2 separate regions of the Mus musculus genome follow, and region 1 is linked to region 2. Evidence: chromatin loops called from intact Hi-C (ENCODE). Cell type or tissue: heart. All regions are shown on one strand. Each heading gives the region's core, and the rest is flanking DNA. Links, peaks and the distances in the headings are about the cores only. Region 1 has its middle 12 kb from the start of Rab11fip1. Region 2 overlaps Rab11fip1 (RAB11 family interacting protein 1 (class I)).

What was found. Hi-C counts contacts between places; a loop is a spot of excess contacts. Peaks named below come from ENCODE experiments on the same cell type or tissue, not always from the same donor. Only the 100,000 strongest peaks of a DNase experiment are listed, where the experiment ranks them.
Region 1: a loop joins it to region 2, with 4 times the contacts of the local background. A loop is called at or near these places in 39 of 42 quality-filtered maps.

The regions. Positions count from the first base shown.
Region 1 is chr8:27,182,473-27,191,175 of GRCm38, forward strand. No RefSeq gene overlaps it. Among named protein-coding and RNA genes, the nearest start is that of Rab11fip1, 12 kb to the left of the region's middle. In heart, for the core only: a CTCF peak has its summit at 4,236 (motif pointing left); no DNase peak of the experiment used is centred there; H3K27ac peaks cover 1,192 bases.
Region 2 is chr8:27,133,052-27,141,754 of GRCm38, forward strand. It overlaps Rab11fip1 (RAB11 family interacting protein 1 (class I)), which reads right to left. Exons shown (of 6, transcript NM_001080813.2): 6 at 5,722-8,703. Among named protein-coding and RNA genes, the nearest start is that of 4933416M07Rik, 5.5 kb to the right of the region's middle. In heart, for the core only: a CTCF peak has its summit at 4,097; no DNase peak of the experiment used is centred there; H3K4me3 peaks cover 732 bases; H3K27ac peaks cover 1,422 bases.

The DNA of each region.
Region 1 (8,703 bases), core at 465-8,464, 49 kb after region 2:
GAACATGTGTGGAGCTGATGAGAGGTGGGGGAGGGGGCTCTAAGGGACGTGGGTAATGAGGGAAATAGAACACATGTGGTTTGGACGAGGGAGAAGCATGCTCAGGAGACAGAGTTTAATGCTGCCCGGAAGCCTGATGCCTTCTGAGCTCATTAAAAAAAATAATTTAAAAAAAGATAAAGATGAAATCATGACTCTCATACAGATATAAAATGGTCACTAAAATTTTATTTAGGTTATCAATAAGAGAAACTGGTAAGATGCTATGACCTGTTCAGAGGTGAGCCCTCAGGAACATACACATTTATAGGTCAAAGATGTCTTAACGAATGGCAGATGGAAGCAGAACTGGTTTTTCCTCGGTGGAGAAGGGCAGTGTCACAGCTAGACAATTGGCTTTCATGAATGTTGCATTGTTAGTGGTTGTCTATAGCTTACAGTGCTGCAAAATAGCTGCCATTGACTCTAAACGGGATGCCCCAGAGTGTGCTGCAGATAATGAAAGTTTCCACCGAAGCACAAACACTGCCCTGCCATATAATGTTACAGAGTCCGGAATCACTTTTTGTCATTTTGTTTTGTTTTGTTTTGTTTTGTTTTAGGACTGTTTCTCTGTATAGCCCTAGCTATCCTAGAATTCGTTCCGTAGACCAGGCTGGCCTCAAACTCAGAGATCAACCTGCCTCTGCTGGGATTAAAGGTGTGTGCTTCCACTGCCCTGCCAAGAATCACTTTTTAATGCATGAATATGCAGGACAGCCAGAGTTGTGGATTTCAGTCTCAGCCTTTGTCCATGAGCTTTTCAACCAATACCATGTTTCAGAACACTATTCTGTCCAGTGTGTGTGTTTTGTGTGTGTGGTGTGTGTGTGTGTGTATGCATATATGTATGTATGATGTATGTATGTATTATGTATGCACATATGTATGTCACAGCTAGTGTATAGGGGTCATATGACGACATTATGGTGTCTGCTCTCTCTTTTCTCCTTAGCATAGATATCAGGGATCAAGCCGGGCAGTGGTGGTGCACACCTTTAATCCCAGCACTTGAGAGGCAGAGGCAAGTGGATTTCTGAGTTCGAGGCCAGCCTGGTCTACAGAGTGAGGGAAAGTACAACAGAACGAGTGCCCCCGTCACACCCACACACCCACACACCCATACATCCACACACCCACACACCCACAAGCTCTTGTCAAGGCCAACACGCGATTTATGGGGCTGATATGGACAAAAGCTGTTCTCTGTCAATCATCTGAAAGAAAAGGAGATTTTCACAGAGACAACAGAACCAAGGGGCTTAGGGAATCTTGGCAAACAAGCACCGTGTTGTTTTCAGTCTAGCCTTGGGAGAGGTATACATGAGAATCCTAAGACAGTCTCACTGACTTGAGGAAGGCGATTGCTTAGGAGAGGGACATGTGCAATAGAAAATAAAATGAAAGAAACAAGCAAGGCATAAAGGCATACGTAGACCAGTGGTTCTATGCTATTTTATGTGTACAGTTTGCTTGTTATCTCAGCCTCTCTCTCTCTCTCTCTCTCTCTCTCTCTCTCTCTGTGTGTGTGTGTGTGTGTGTATGTGTGTGTGTGTGTGTATACATGTGACAAACAAACCCAGGGACTTTTCCATGCTAGGCAAGCACTCTACCCCCAGCCACTTCCTAATCCTCATAGTGTTCTTTTAGAAAAGTCATTTCCAGTGTTCTGGCTTTATGGATTTATAAGCTCTCTAGTCAGGGTTTGGGGAAGGATCACAAGTCAATAACGGCACACCCATCCAGCCGTGTCCTCCCACCCTACCCCCTGCAATCAGGAATCTCAGCAGCCTAAGGCTCAGACCAGGGAGGCTCTGCCATCTTGCTCTGGGAGGAGAGCCTTCCTCCACCGGTGTTCTCATGATCTGACCACGCAAGGATGACGGTTTCTTATGTCATCACGTGGTTCAGTCGGCATCAGGCATCTAGTCCTTTAAGGAGTTTTCTTTCTATTTATTTGTTCCCTGCCCTGTTCCCCAGAAGGATTCAAGGTCGTCTCCAATCCACATACATAAAGCTAAGCTGTATAAACCAGAGGGGCCAGAGAAAGGCAAAGTGGAAGCAAAGGAGGCAGAGGGGAGACCAGTGTGCTTGTGACCTCTGAGGGCTTTGGTGTCCTTGATGCTTTATCATTTACTGGGGCTGTGAGACCAGCGTGGTGTTTTCACTTCCCGGAGCCCTGTCTCCAATGGAAGCAAGGCCCAGGGAGATAGATGGATGGCTGACTCCAGGGGCTTAACATTCCTCTCATTTCAAGGCTTTGACCCTCATGCAGGTACCATGAGGCCACCTACTACTTGCTCATGCCTTCCGAACCTTTCTTTTCTTTGCTGAATAACAACAACAACAACAACAACAACAACCTGGAAGTTAAAACGTACATCTAAGAGGCCAACCAGATAGCTCAGTAGGTAAAGGCACTTGCTGCCATGTCTATTTACGAGTTTAACCTCTGAGACTCACATGATGATGGAAGGAGAGATCCAACTTCTAGGGGCTGTCCCCTACCTTCCAGTGCATGCTTTGGTACACACATGTCCCCGCCCCCCTCCCCCCAATAAATAAACAGGCTGGAGATGTGGATCATCAGTGAAAAGCCCTTGCTGCTCTTCCAGAGGACCCGTTTCATGTCTAGCACCCACATGGTACAGTTCACAATCACCTGTAGCTTTAACTCTGGTGAATGCAATATTACATCCTGGCTACTAGGCTGTATGCATGACCAGTTCTCAAGTTCAAAGTTACTACCTATAAACTTCAAATCTAGGGAATCCAAAGCGCCTGTACCCATATGCACAAACCTATACACATATTCAAAACCAAGTAATAACCCTTTAAAAATAAATATAATTGCCAGGCAGTGGTGGTGCACGCCTTTAATCCCAACATTTGGGAGGCAGAGGCAGGCGGATTTCTGAGTTTGAGACCAGCCTGGTCTACAGAATGAGTTCCACAACAGTCAGGGCTACACAGAGAAACCCTGTCTCGAAAAACGAAAACAAAAACAAAATTAATATAATTTAATTTTAAAATATGTCTAAGGTGGGGCTGAGAAGACACCTCAGTGATGATTAAGAGGGTTTTTATAGAGGATCCATTTTGGTTCCCAGCACACACTACACTGGCAACTCATTTTCTTCTCTTCTGTAACTCCACATCCAGGAGATCCAATGCCTTACTCTGGCCTCTAAAGGCAGCAGACACATGTGGCACACGCACACACACACACACACACACACACACACCAGTCATATGTATAAGAAATATAAGTAAATCAGGGGCTGGTGTGAGAGTTCAGCAGGTAACATGTTCACTGCCCAGCCTGATGACCAGAGTTCAATCCCCAGGACCCACAAGATCGAAAGAGTGATTTCATGGTAGACGCATGAAACTGACTTTTATAACTTGTTCTCACGCTCCCATACTCACGTGATACCACATGTGAATCACACCCCCATGAAATAAACGTGTTTTAAAAATAAGAAATAGTTTTAATAAATATAAAACTAAGATATGTTTTACTGCAGAGTTCCAGCTCCCTCTGCTTGTTTTGTTTTTTTTGTTTTTTTTTTTTTTTGACAATTTTGAGGATCAAACCTAGGACTTCCTCTGTGTAGCCCTGGCTGTCCCAGAACTCTCTCGGTAGACCAGGCTGGCCTCTAACGCAGAGATTCACCTGCCTCTGCCTCCTGAGTGCTGGGATAAAGATGGACACCATCACCACCCATCCCGAACTCAGCTTTCTGAGGAAAGGTGCCAAACTTAAAACCATGAGGAGCAGGCAGAGGGTGCTGTGTGCTGGGCAGAAGAAGTATGGAGACGCCTCTGAATTTCTTCACCTCTCCAGAAAGACTTCAGGTGGCCTCCACCCAGGACTTTACCAGAACTGCATTCCAAAGGCCTTTGAAATCCGAACACACACACACACACACACACACACACACTCTCACTCTCTCTCTCTCTCTCTCTCTCTCTCTCTCTCTCTCTCTCTCTCTCTCTCTCTGATCCCAGCTGCATTCTGTCCTATGATCCACTGAGGAGCTCTGCAAAGCTTAAGGAGGAAGAAAAGTCCTTTGTCCAGCACCGTATTTGGCGGTAGTCATAAAAGGAGGTGGTTAGCAGGCTATAGGGGACTAATTCCCATGTTCAAAGTTCAGGTTTCTTGCTAGTGCCCAAGTTTGCTGAACATCGCCACCTGCTGTCTCAAAACTTGATGACCAGGAAAAGCCTCTTAGTCTAAGTTTGAGAATCAAAAAAAAAAAAAAAAAAAAAAAAGTCAGAGGGAAGGAAGACAGGACAATCCTGTGGGCCATTGTAACCCCCTCCAACAAAGCCCACCAATTTTCCTAACTCTGTGGTTCCTTTTAGCAGCTGGACCACAGTGGGGCCTCCCACTGTCAACTTCCTGCTGATTAAACAGCTCCCAGACCAAAATGCTGCCAGTGACTCCTGTAGTGCAGGATCCTAAAAGATCTAGAGGCGTTATTGTCTAGAAACTCCCCCCTCTTCCTCCACTCTTTGAGACATGGCCTTCCGTAGCCTAGACTGGCCTCAAAGTTTTTGGGTAGCTGAGAAACGTTTTGATCCCCGGAGTGCTGGAATTTTAAGGTATGTGTCCCTCCGCCTGTGGTTTTTGTTGTTGCTTGTTTTTGTTTTGTTTTTGGTGCCAGGGATGGAGCCCAGGACTTTGTGTCTGCTAGGCAAACACTGTGCCAACTACATCCCAATTTTTGGCTTGGGAACTTTTTTCAAAGTTATGGTAAAGTCGTCCGGTGAGGTGGCTCAGCAGGCAAAGGTGCCTGATGATCTAAGTTTGAGCTCTAGGCCCCGTATAATGGAGGGGAGAACTGACTCTGGCACATTGTCCTCTGCTCTCTGCGCATCCACAATAATGTGAATGTAGACACAGACACCAGGAAGGAGGGAAGGAAGGAAGGAGGGAAGGGAGAAAGGAAGAAAGGAAGAAAGGAAGGAAGGAAGGAAGGAAGGAAGGCAGGGAGGGAGGGAGGGAGGAAGGAAGGAAGGATAGATACTTTTGAGACAGGGTCTCTCTATGTTGCCAACGTTGTGGTAAAACACAAGGCCCCACATGCACATGCCTGCATCACAAGTCCTCTGGAGGTGTAGGCAATAGGACCTTGAGTTTGAGGTCAGCCTGGACACAGTACGTTACATAGTAAGACTGTCTCAAAGGGAAGTGTTCTATGTTAAGTCTCAAACCCTGAGATATGCCTATGGAGCATATCAAAGTAGACCTGACTCCCAGATTCTTTCAGCATCCTTCAGTCCCTACCTGTTACAGTGATGTGGCTGGCATACCCCACCCTCTAACCCTGAACCCTGCATCCCAGGAACTGAGCCCCCCCCCCCCCCCTTAGATGCTCTTCTCTATAGAATGCAGCCATTTTGGTTACCCTCCCTTTTTTTTTAACCTTTTGCTCTCTTAGCTGTTGCACCTGGTTCCCCTCCCTTCTCTCCCTCCCCCTCTCCCCTCATTGCTCAGGGCCATTGTCCATTCTGGAGAATCCCAGATGTCCCTGCCTCTGGCTGTGCACTCCCTTTTATCTACTGTCAACACTCCCCTGCCCCCCCCCCCCCACACACACACCTAGGAACAGCCGGACCCTTTCCTTTTTGTTTCTTTTTTTCCGTTCGCCTTGGTGAGATGCACATGAATTGTGCAGCTAGTCGTCAGAGCGCTGTCCGTGATAGTCCTAGAAACACTCCAGGCTACCTTCTCTCTGTCAGATTTTCCGGCCAGGCCCACATTGCTGCCAGTGCTTTCTGATGGGGAATTTACTGAAACTGTGAAGCTTCTGGAAGCTCAGAGCCTCAGGGTTCCCAGCTTTGCCACTGCCTGAGGGCTGGGTTCAAGCTGTGGTCGATTGCCAGCTGCTTCTAGCCTTTCTTCCTTCAGGCAGTGGCTACTTCCTGGTATTGGTACCTCCTGCTTAAGTGAAGGCAGAGGGAGGGGAGTAGAGGGTTGTCTCCCTGTTGCTATGACTCTGGGGTGACTGTCTGGGAAGGTACTGAAGATGGTATCTGTCCTGCCAGGGTCCCACAGACTCCGAGGAAATACCAGATGGAGCTCATGGCGTCTGAGAGCTTCTGACATTGCACAGATTTATGTGTGTGTCAGAATATGTTTTTCTAGGGCCATGGGCTCTTACCTTAGGTCCTGTACTGGCTGGGTTTGTGTCAACTTGACACAAGCTGGAGTCATCAGAGAGAAAGGAATTGCCTCCCTTGAGGAACTGCCTCCGTGAGATCCAGATGTAAGGCATTTTCTCACTTAGTGAGCAATGGGGAAGGGCCCAGTCCATTGTGGGTGATGCCATCTCTGGGCTGGAGGTCCTGAGTTTGGCTATTACAAGTTCTATAAGAAAACAGGCTGAGCAAGACATGGGAAGCAAGGCAGTAAGCAGCACCCTCCATGGCCTCTGCATCAGCTCCTGCCTCCAGGCTCCTGCCCTGGTTTGAGTTCCTGTCCTGAGTTCCTTCTATGATGAAGTGTTGTGGAAGTGTGAGCCAAATAAACCTTTTCTTCTCCAACTTGCTTTTTATTTGGGAGAGCAGGGCCATGGCATTTAGTCTCAGCAATAGAAACCCTAGCTAAGACAGGCCCTAGCCCTCCTTGGAGATACACGTCTGGGGTTTTGCTTTGTTTCGCGCTTCTTTCTGAAGAATCCAGGGCTCTGAGTGACATGGTGTCCTACAGAAGCCCTTGCTTGATGTGTGTCGTGGTTTTGAACTGACTGAGGAAATCCAAGAATATGAAGGACATCACTAAGATGACACTTGAGCCAAGATCCCAGGAAGAGCGGTGGTACACACCCAGCACCTGGCGGGCTGAGGGAGGAATTTTATGAGTTCAAGGCTAGCCTGACTACGTAGCAAGATCCTATTTCACAAAATAAAAACAAAAACTGCAGACATTTGTTGAAAGTTGGAAAAACAGGAAGGCTATTCAGATGTCTCCTATAATGCATCCTGGCCCTGGTGTCTTCTTACATTCCTTCCTGGAGACTAGTGATGCTGGAATTTTCTAGAAGACTCCTGCTAAGTCATCAAGTACTTAGTACAAATCAGACTATCTAAGTGAACCCAAATGAGCTTCCCCACCCAAACACATAAAAGAGCATTTTGTCATAATTTTATAAAGAAAAAAAAATCAGACACTTAAAGTAGGTAACCTCTTCTCTAGTGTCCCAAAGATCGAGAACCCAGATTTGAACCCAGGCATCTCACTCTTAAGCACACTTTCCAAATCAATGGGCTTTCCTTTAAAAAACACAAATGTAAGAAAATGTAGTAAAGCTAATTGAATTATAGAATCCTCTAGGACATTCATTTTCATTGGAGGAACACAAGCTGCTGGTCGCGATGCCTTACGTCATTGTAAGCACGCACGCACACATGGACAGAGGACGGACGTACATACTCACGCGCGCTTAGACAGGCTGTCTTCTCTCTGACTAGCCTCCAACCTTTCTAGCCTGCAGCTACTGCACGCTTACACTGTGCTGTGCGGGTGCAGGCTAAGTAAGCTCTCTACCAGCTGAACTCAGTCTCCCCCCTTTTCAAACTGCCCCCTGGAAGCAGGATTGTACTGAGTGAAGAGCAGGAACTTAAGAGTCTGACCACACTGCCTGTATTAGTCAAGGTTCTCTGGAGGAAAAGAACCAATAGAATGACTGTATGTTACAAAAGGGATTTATTAGAATGGTTAACATGATATGGGTTAGGGAATCTAGCGATGGCTACCTGCACACAGGAGAAGCCAGGCTACAGAAGTGGTTACAGGCTGGATGCTGTGAGAACTAAAGTTATGTCCTACTGTGCCTAAACCCCTTGCACAAGGATTTCCTGAGATGCTAGAGGCTATTGTTTACCGGTGATAAGAAGCCACACGTTTTTTGGGTTTTGTTTTTAAAAGATTTATTTATTTTATGTGTATCAGCATACTGTGTTCAGGCACACCAGAAGAGGGCATTGGATCCCATTACAGATGGTTGTGAGCCACCATGTGGTTGATGGGAATTGAACTCAGGACCTCTGGAAGAGCAGTCAGTGCTCTTAACCGCTGAGCCATCTCTCCAGCCGGAAACCATAAGTTTTTACTCCCCTAAATAAGTCTGTTTGACTCGACTGTGCTATGCCTGATCGGGTGTAGGCAGGAGGTATGTAGGCAGAAAATACATCAGGATGTATACACTTGGTGCCTGATTGGATGTAGGCAGGAGGTACACAGGTAGGAAGTACAACGGGATATTTGCTTTGCCCTGTTTGGAACTGATGGGAAATATGAGGTGGCCTTATAGTTTTGCCCTTTTAGGACTCTGAAATATGTCACTTGTCTTCATTTCTTAGGAATATACCTTGGGATTTTCCTGGCCAGAGTCCATTACCCTCATTAGTATTTTATTAAAGCTTGCTTAAATTGGGCTCAAAAATTGTGTAACTGGTCTTTCTCTTGGGCATCTCAAGTTAACAATGCTTCAGTCATTCTAACCTGGTGCTAAAGGCCTGGAAAATTCCTGGAGAGCCACTGATCTTCAGTTCTCTTTGAAAAGCCAAAGAAGCTGGATTCCATTGTCAGTGAAGGGTGGGGGCAGCAGCTGCAGCAGCAAGGTAGACATAGTCACCGGCAAGCAGAACAGCCAG
Region 2 (8,703 bases), core at 453-8,452:
AAGATGCTTATTCATCAAAAGAGCCCAGGTGACACAATGACCACATTCATGGTGACTCCTCAGCTAGAAGCGCTGAACCTCGGGAAGACAGAGTTGAGTAGGCAAGGCTAGCTGCTCCCGGGAGAGTTATAATGAGGAGTGAGATGCCATGGGCTTCCTTTGTATCCAATGAGATTGTGTGTTCCCAGAACTATAGTTGAGAAAAGGGGCAGCTTGCTGACCATAGGCTGTGCTTTGTCTGTCACCCAGCTGTTTGTCCTTCCCTGCTCTGATGGTCTTGGGCCTTGCAAGAATTATCTGCAGAGCAGACACTTCTCTTACAACCTTTATTTAGAGGAGCAGTGGTGGTGCACGCCTTTAATCCAGCACTAGGGAGGCAGAGGCAGGCGGATTTAATGTGAGTTCGAGGCCAGCCTGGTCTACAGAGTGAGTTCTAGGACAGCCAGGACTACAAAGAGAAAAACTGTCTCGAGAAACAAAAACAGACAAATAAAACCCCTTTTATTTACGTATATGTGTCAGTGTAATTATAGTCACGTGTGTGCAGAAGCCTGCAGTAGTCAGAAGGCATCGGATCTCCTGGAGCTAGGATGGCAGGCAGCTGCAAGTGGCCCAGAGTGAGTGCTAGGGACAGAACTCGGGCCTTCTAAAAGAGCAACAGGTACTCTTAACTACAGAGCCATTTCTACAGCCCCAGTGAAAGGATTCTTTAAAAGAGTGGCCTGGGCGTGGTGGCACACACCTTTTCTAATCCCAGCACTTGGAAGGTAGAGGCGGACAGATCTTTATGAGTTCTAGTTCAGCCTGATCCATTGCGTTCCGGGAAAACTGAGGAAGAAGACCATAGATTGATCTCACTGGAATCTGCACAGCATAAGCACAGGGTAAGGGTTAGGGACACACACACACACACACACACACACACACACACACACACACACACGAGTAAAACTGACTCTGACTCTGAGGTCCAGCACTTCTCCCTGCCCCAGATTCCCTGCCTCTGTCAGGGAACTTTTCCTATCACTGACAGGCACATGGGCAGGCATCTCTTCCAGGTCCTGCCTTCAGAAAGGATGGTCCCTTTGTCCAGGAGCGTCCCTTCCCCAATTTCCTGTCTGGGCTGAACAAAGAGGGGTCGAGTGGGGATGATAGGAATGGGAGAATGAGGAGTGGTGACTCACTGGCCAGCTCGGGGGGTGGGGGGGGGCTTACTAATTTGACTGCTACTCATTTTATTTTTTTCATAATTTCATTTTTTATGTGTGTATGCTTTTCAGACGGTGCAGCTGATGTTTTTATCCAGATCTCTAGAAGCAACTCCGTTAGCATTAGAAATAATAATGGGTTCTCAAGAATGTTTTTAAAGTTTTTGAGACAGGGTCTTCTTGTGTACCCTAGGCTGATTTCCATCCCTCAATCTTCCTGATTCAGTCTTGGAGTGTGGGTCACAGTTACATGCCACCGATTCTGCTCTGATGTCGTTCTTACATTATACACGGAACCGAATCAGATTGCTGGCATCTGTCACTGCAGCTCTTGGTACTTCGGGTATTTCATTCCTGGTACTTCCGGGACTTCCTGTCATCCACTCTGCTGAGAGCTACTGGCCACCCACAGTGGCGTCTGTTTTATCTGAGGCACTCCTGAGAGACTGCCACAATAGCTGCATTAGAGCCTCTGGGGAAGCAGACATGAAGAGGTAGCTCCAGACAGACTGCTGGGAAGACTGTCCAGGCATGGGCCGTGTGTGCAATGCCAATTTTTGAGATCGGGGCTTTTTCTAGAAGGGAGACCAGAAAGGAATGTGCTCAAAGAGATGCTGGTCTGGAGACAAGGAATCCCATCTGCCCTGCCCCGGGCTAGATACAGTCATTATAGCACACTGTCAGTCTGGTCTGCCCACCTTCCCTATGACTGCAAATTCTTGCAGTCTAATCATCTTGGGGAGGGCTAACACTGTGTAAAAAAAGGTACAGGGGCTATGAATAGCAGTCCTGGGTGGGCCCGGGAGAAACATTAAATAGATGGAATTCCTCAGATCATCTGTTTAGACCCTTCTAATCTAGTGTGAGCCACCAGTGAGGTGTGTGACCCCGCCCTAGCTGTGTTACTCTCTGCTCACTTGACCGCAACTTTGGGACCAGGCCACTTTCATTCTGAGGATTCTTGTAGCCACTCCAAGCTTGGCTGTCTCATCAGGCCTTGGAGCTGTTTTGATTGCGTTTCTTCTCCATCACCTGAGCTCTTTAGTGGACACTCATTCTCCAGCACTCACTGACAAGAGAGCCACAGTATGGAGTGTGGGCAGGGCTTGTCTAGGTCTTAGTCACCTTTCCCTTTTTTTTTTTAAGATTTATTTATTTATTATATGTAAGTACACTGTAGCTGTCCTCAGATACTCCAGAAGAGGGGATCAGATTTCGTTACGGATGGTTGTGAGCCACCATGTGGTTGCTGGAATTTGAACTCACGACCTTCAGAAGAGCAGTCGGCGCTCTTACCCACTGAGCCATCTCGCCAGCCCCCCTTTTGTTTATATATGTGTGTGTGTATTTATATATACACACAGTCACACAAGCATGTACTCACACTCTCACACATAAACTCATACATGTGTGCACACACAGAATATATATATATATGTATATATGTGTGTGTATGTATATATATATGACTGAAGAGGAGTAATATGCCCAACTTCTTGAACATCCAAAACTAGAGATATCTGTTAACATTTTCTTTACCTCTTCTTTTGAAAAACAATATTTTGAGATAAACCCTTATAGCCCAGGCTGACCTCAAATTCATGCTCATCTGCCTCCGCTGGGATTTCTGTGTGCCACCACTCCTAGCTGACATGTGACAGATAAGAAGTGGTCACAGGACCCACTTTACTGCACTCAGCAGAGATACTAGATACTCCTCCAGACTGCGCTTCTGGGAGACTATAGAGCTGGAAAACTATCTGGCCTTATGCAACGTCTCTGAGGGGATTGAATTATGTGGACTCCATTTTCCCAGTCTGAGCTATTTTCATAATTCCACTAGAATCAAAGAACACTATCTCCTTGCCCCAATATCAATTCTAGAATAGTGATATGCTTTTTGTATAAAAGGCCAGATAGCAAGGGATTTCAAAATCATGGACTGTGCTGAAGCCATGTGACCCTGCTATTATAAAGTTGAAAATAGCCAAAGACATAAGTAGCCATGAACATAAATGAGTATGGTCCTGCCTAGTGAATCTCCTTCTGTGAACACCAAAGTTTGAATTTCATGTAATGGATGCCACTATCTTGATTTTTCTTTAAATCACGTAAATCTACAAATCCCTCTTGGCTTGAAAGCTGTGTAAGCGCAGTGCGACAGAGCAGAGCTTGATGGCCGCTTTTCTAAACCTCAAAGTCAGACAGGTTAGGAAGTTTCAGACTCCTGGGCTGCAACAATCCCCTGCCAGAGCCTTGGACTCTTCCTGTGCAGCTGTGACTGATACCGCACCTACCTGAATCTGCCCTTCGACACCCAGATGCGACTTAGGAAGCTAAGGGTCTCCTGTCTCTAAGTCTGTCTCATTTGTCTAATAGACTCAATATCTGCCTTGACCAAAAATTAAAATTAGTTTGGTGCCTCCCTTTTGCAGTGAAGGTGCAGCCTGAGTCTATCACCCATCAATATTCTTGAACAAAAGCAACGATCTCTTTTCAAATCTGTGGAGGCTGCATCTGTGTCACCAACATGACCCTTTCCAGAGCTCAGGATACAGTCTTCTGTGTGACAAAGCAGAGAACCAAAATGCTGAGAACATTCACCCTTGAGCTTTTGGTTGTGGGAGGTGCTGGACCAAGTAAGCCAGTTTGGGGTCAGAATTGATGGTCAGGATGCCCCGGGGGGGGGGGGGCTGTAGGGATCCTGAAGATGGTGCTGAAAGGGGAGCCCCGAACACAAGATCTGCTTGTTTGGTTATTAAGCTCAAAGGTAAGGAAGGCTGTGTGCTGACACCTTGGGTTTACTGAAGGACAGGCAACATCCTGCAAACGGAACAAGGATGGGCTGATAGCAGAGGGCCCTCCAGCAGCAGATTCCCCGCTGTGGCCCATAGGTGGCAGTCATGCTTTAGAAAGGACCTGGCTTTTCTCGGTGGGTGGATGTCAGCTCCGATCTTATCAGCCCACGTTGGTAAAGTACTGATTGTTGCAAATTATGGTCATCTTCACGAGGGTATGTTCAAAACAGAGGTCCTGTGTGGTTAAGAGTCCCACTATAGGAGCGAAGAGCCTGGTGTGATCGATTGAAAAAGGCAGGTTTATTTGGGTTTCTCATTTCAGATTGGCTCTTCTGCCCTAAGTTTGTGTTGCCACAGCATATCCTGGCTGGGACATAGGGCTGATCCTTCATAGTGGCCAGGAAAGAGACTCAGGAAGGAGTAGAGTTCTCAGCATCCCCTTCAAGGACATACCCCCAATGACCTAAATTATTTTCACTACATTTCCCTCCTAGCACTTGGGCCATCTTCCAATAGTGCCACAGGCTGACAACCAAAATCCTCAGTGTCTGTACATGCAGGCACTGATAAACCACAGTGCACGTGTGGGGGACAGCTAACTTACAAGGCACTAGCCCTCTCCTTCCACAGTGGGTTCTTAGGATCCAACCCAGGTCCCCAGGCTTGTGTGGCAAAGCCATCGTGATGGTCACCCAGCATGTAATACGAGGCTTTGGAAAACATTTAAGATTGAAAAGCCAAACAGTGATCTCTTTTTAAAGGGCATCGTCCTTAAGGGAAAATCCTGGCATTAAGTCAAAGTAACCGCATCAGGTAGCATTCAAGGCTACCTGGCTTGAGATGGGCAGGTGCTTGCTGGACCTTGGGGGTTAACCTCTACCAGAAGTCCAGATTTGGGAAAGCTTCTATTTATGCTGTTTATATACTCTGTAACCATTTCCCTGGTCTTCTTTGTCTGATCTATCTATCTAAACAAAAGCTTTCTGTTAGTAATTGTCAAGTTAAAGGGACTCATAGGACAAGACACTTGTGACCTTTCTCAAAGTGGATATTTGAAAACATACTAGGCTGACGGTAAGTGCTCATTGGTAGCAGTAGCAGGAACCAACCTGAGGGAAACAAAGAGGCAAGAGAAGCAAACCTCACAACGACAATCATTTAGGAAAACTTTGCTCTCAGAGACTCTAGAATTCCCCAAGCTGTCCGGCCCTCCTTAAGAGGGCTGTGAGTTTTATCAAGAATCTATTTGGGGGGGCTGGGATTATGTTCATGAGCCCTGTAATGTGATTTCTGTGGGGGGAACAGTATCTGCCCCCTTCCAGAGTCTATGGAGTGGGGCGGTGTCTATGAGCCACGCTCCACACCTGTGAGGCTAACAGATGCTCCACAGCCTCGATGGAAAGGTGAGCTGGATTAGTGAGCGGGGGAGGAGACATCTGATAACTTCTTAGTGATCAGCTGAGCTGACTGCCCCTGGGGTCTGCTTGTCATATGGGGTGCTTCTGAACCCAAGGCAAAGACTTCCCTCTGGAAACTTTTGGGTAGACATTCTCATGGTGTTAATGCCATGGTCACTCAGGACTATGAAGAGTCAGGACAGAGATGCAGTCGTTGGCACAGATCATGGTGGTGGCTGCAGGGCTTTGTGTGAGACCACCATCCAACAAGACAGAAGGAACTTGTATCACACCCAACCTGAAGTACAGACACAAACCTTGAAAGGTAGTGTGATTGTATTTATTGTTAGGAAGTCTTAGGGTTTTGTTTGTTTTGAGACAAGGGCTTGTGTATCGCCGTCTGACTTAAACCTCCCTATGCTGCTGAGAATGCAATTGAACTGTTGGTCACCCGATTTCACCTCCCTGGTGCTGGCTGGGATTACAGATCGTCCGTCACATTGCTCAGTTTACAGTCCTGGGGCTGGAGTGTGTGATCAAGCCTAGTGCTTTGCACATGTAAGGCAAACACACAGTATTAGGTGAACCTTCCGTTAGAGGGAGGTGAAAGTCAATTTAGTAGCTTATCAAAGTAGGTAGGAAAAGTCAGAGTTGGGGTTGGCATGGGTTCACCTCTCTCTCTCTCAAAAAAAAAGGCTTTTTTATTTAATATATGTAAGTACATATAGCCCTCTTTAGACACACCAGAAGAGGGCACTGCATTCCATTACAGATGGTTGTGAGTCCCCATGTGGTTGCCAGGAATTGAACTCTAGACCTCTGGACGAGCAGTCAGCTCTCTCTCTCTCTTTAAAGATTTTATTTATTATTATAAATAAGCACACTGAAGCTGTCTTCAGATACACCAGAAGAGGGTATCAGATCTCATTACAGATGGTTGTGAGCCACCATGTGGTTGCTGGGATTTGAACTCAGGACCTTCGGAACATCAGACAGTGCTCTTAACTGCTAAGCCATCTCTCCAGCCCCAGTCAGAGCTCTTAACCACTGAGCCATCTCTCCAGCCCGGGTTCATGCTTCTTATCTAAGACAATAGATTTTCAGTCTTGAAGGATCCTCAATTAGTACCCACCCCCACCCTCAGAAAAAAAAATTAAAAGCTGTGAATGATAGCACACTCTGATATTCCCAGCACTCAGAAGGCAGAGGCAGGAGGATAATGAGTTCAAGGTCATTAATAGCCATAAAATCAAGATTAACCTGGCTCACATGAGAAACTGTCTCAAAAAACAAAGACAGAAACACAACTCGGGGGAGGGTCCAGCTAAGAGTGTAACTCAGCAACAGAGCATGGAATTAGCAAGCACAAGACACCCAAAGGGGGCGGTGTGGTTGACTGGGAGAAGAACCTAGGGATGGAGAACTCTAGCCTCGATACAGTGCACGGTGAAGCGTCATGGACCAGCCTCTCTTGCTGGACAGCAGTGGAGCATGGCACAGGGCAGGGTTGCTTGCTCCTTCTTTCTGTGGCCCAAGTAAAGGTAATATGGTGGAATAAAACAGGGAAGCCAGGCCAAGTGCCGAAGCCAAAGATAAGATGATATGAAACGATTAGGCCAAGGGCTGGCTGGTTTTTAGGATGCTGTCCTAAAATGGAGTATGCTGGTATTTAATCCAACGCCTTCATACCCCACCCAAATCTCTGGCTGGGCTTTCTTGGAGGTAGCCAGGCATGGGCAAGGAAAGGGCTCTTTCTTTCTTCTTTCTTCCCTTCCTTCTCTTCTTTCTCCAGAGTGTAGGCCCCTCCAGGGCACCTCAAGTTGGCATCAGTGGAAGCTACAAGCACAAGGCAGAGGTCAGCCTCAGTAGCTCCAGGGCTCTCCCTGTCACCAGCCTCTGCCAGTGGCTCAATGCAGGTTCGGCTTCCCTTGGTTGGTATCACTCCTTAGTGCCCGACCAAATAGTCAGGAACAGTTATTATAAGTAGGCAGGGCCTCTATTACCTTGTGAGGTACAGCAACGTCAGAAAGGCAGTGTTTCCCAGCACTGCAGAAACCAGCAAAGCCCCCGAAGTAAACTGTCCTTCATTCTCCAGAGTCCCCAAGTGGCATTTCAGAGCACAGGAATTCACTTCACCTAGACGGTCCTCGCTAGAGCTGACTCGGTTACATACCAAAGGTCTGAGTAGCAGTAGAGACCTCCAGACTCTTCATACACAAGGCAGCTCCCCAGGCTGCCTCTTCTGAGCAGTGCTCCAGTGCACTTAGGTTATCACAGTAAAAATGCACTTATATCAAGTTAAAAACAAAAAAAACAAAACAAAAAATCAAACCAAAACCCCAGGATGCAGAACAGAAATATACATGTACATTTTCAGAGATCAAGTGGATACAGTTTCTTTATAGGCATATTAATGAATTTCATGACACTAAAAAAAAAAAAAAATACAAATCATCTCAAGAAATTTACAGTGGTCCCTAGTACTGTAAGAGAGATTAAATAAAAATACGTGTGGATCATCAACAGCTTGTTAGGTAAATCAAGTTACAGTCTTGCCCTTCAGATTAAAGTGCTGCAGTATAACCAGCGTTCCTCACCTTCCGGGTGATAAGAACACACAGATTCTTCATTGAGAACCACCGCTACCCCACCCTATCCACGGCAACCCTATCCACGGCATTGGCCTATGACTCGCTGAGCAGAGGTGTTAAGATTTAGTGAGATTTTTTATTACTACCAGGAAGAAAAAAAAAAATCATGAAACATTTTAATTCCAGAATGAGGTGACCAGCAATGGAATTCCCTCTACTAGTGAAAAAGCGGCCGTGTGTGTGTGTGTGTGTGTGTGTGTGTGTGTGTGTGTATATTAAGGTGTGCATCTATATGTGTATGTATATATACATATGTGTGTGTTTTAAGATGTGTGTATATATGTATATATATATATATATTAAGGTGTGCATATATGTGTATATATATATATGTGTGTGTGTGTACATTTTATAAAAAAAAAAATACATTGATCTACCAGGAATGGTGGCACATACCTGTAATTCCAGTATTTGGAAATTTGAAAAACTGAGGCGGGGGTGGGGGTGGGGGTGTGTGTATGTGTGAAAAGCTTAAAGCCAGTGAGATCTGTCTCAAAATAGCAGCAACAAAACTCCCCAAATCAGGAGGTAGCAGCAAAGAAGCAGATGCCATCCTGTAGCTCTTCACAACTGTTCCTTACCGCTGACGTGTGGCTGGGGCGCTCTACCCCTGAGCACTTACCCAGCCCCTGCCTGAGCCTCCTTCATC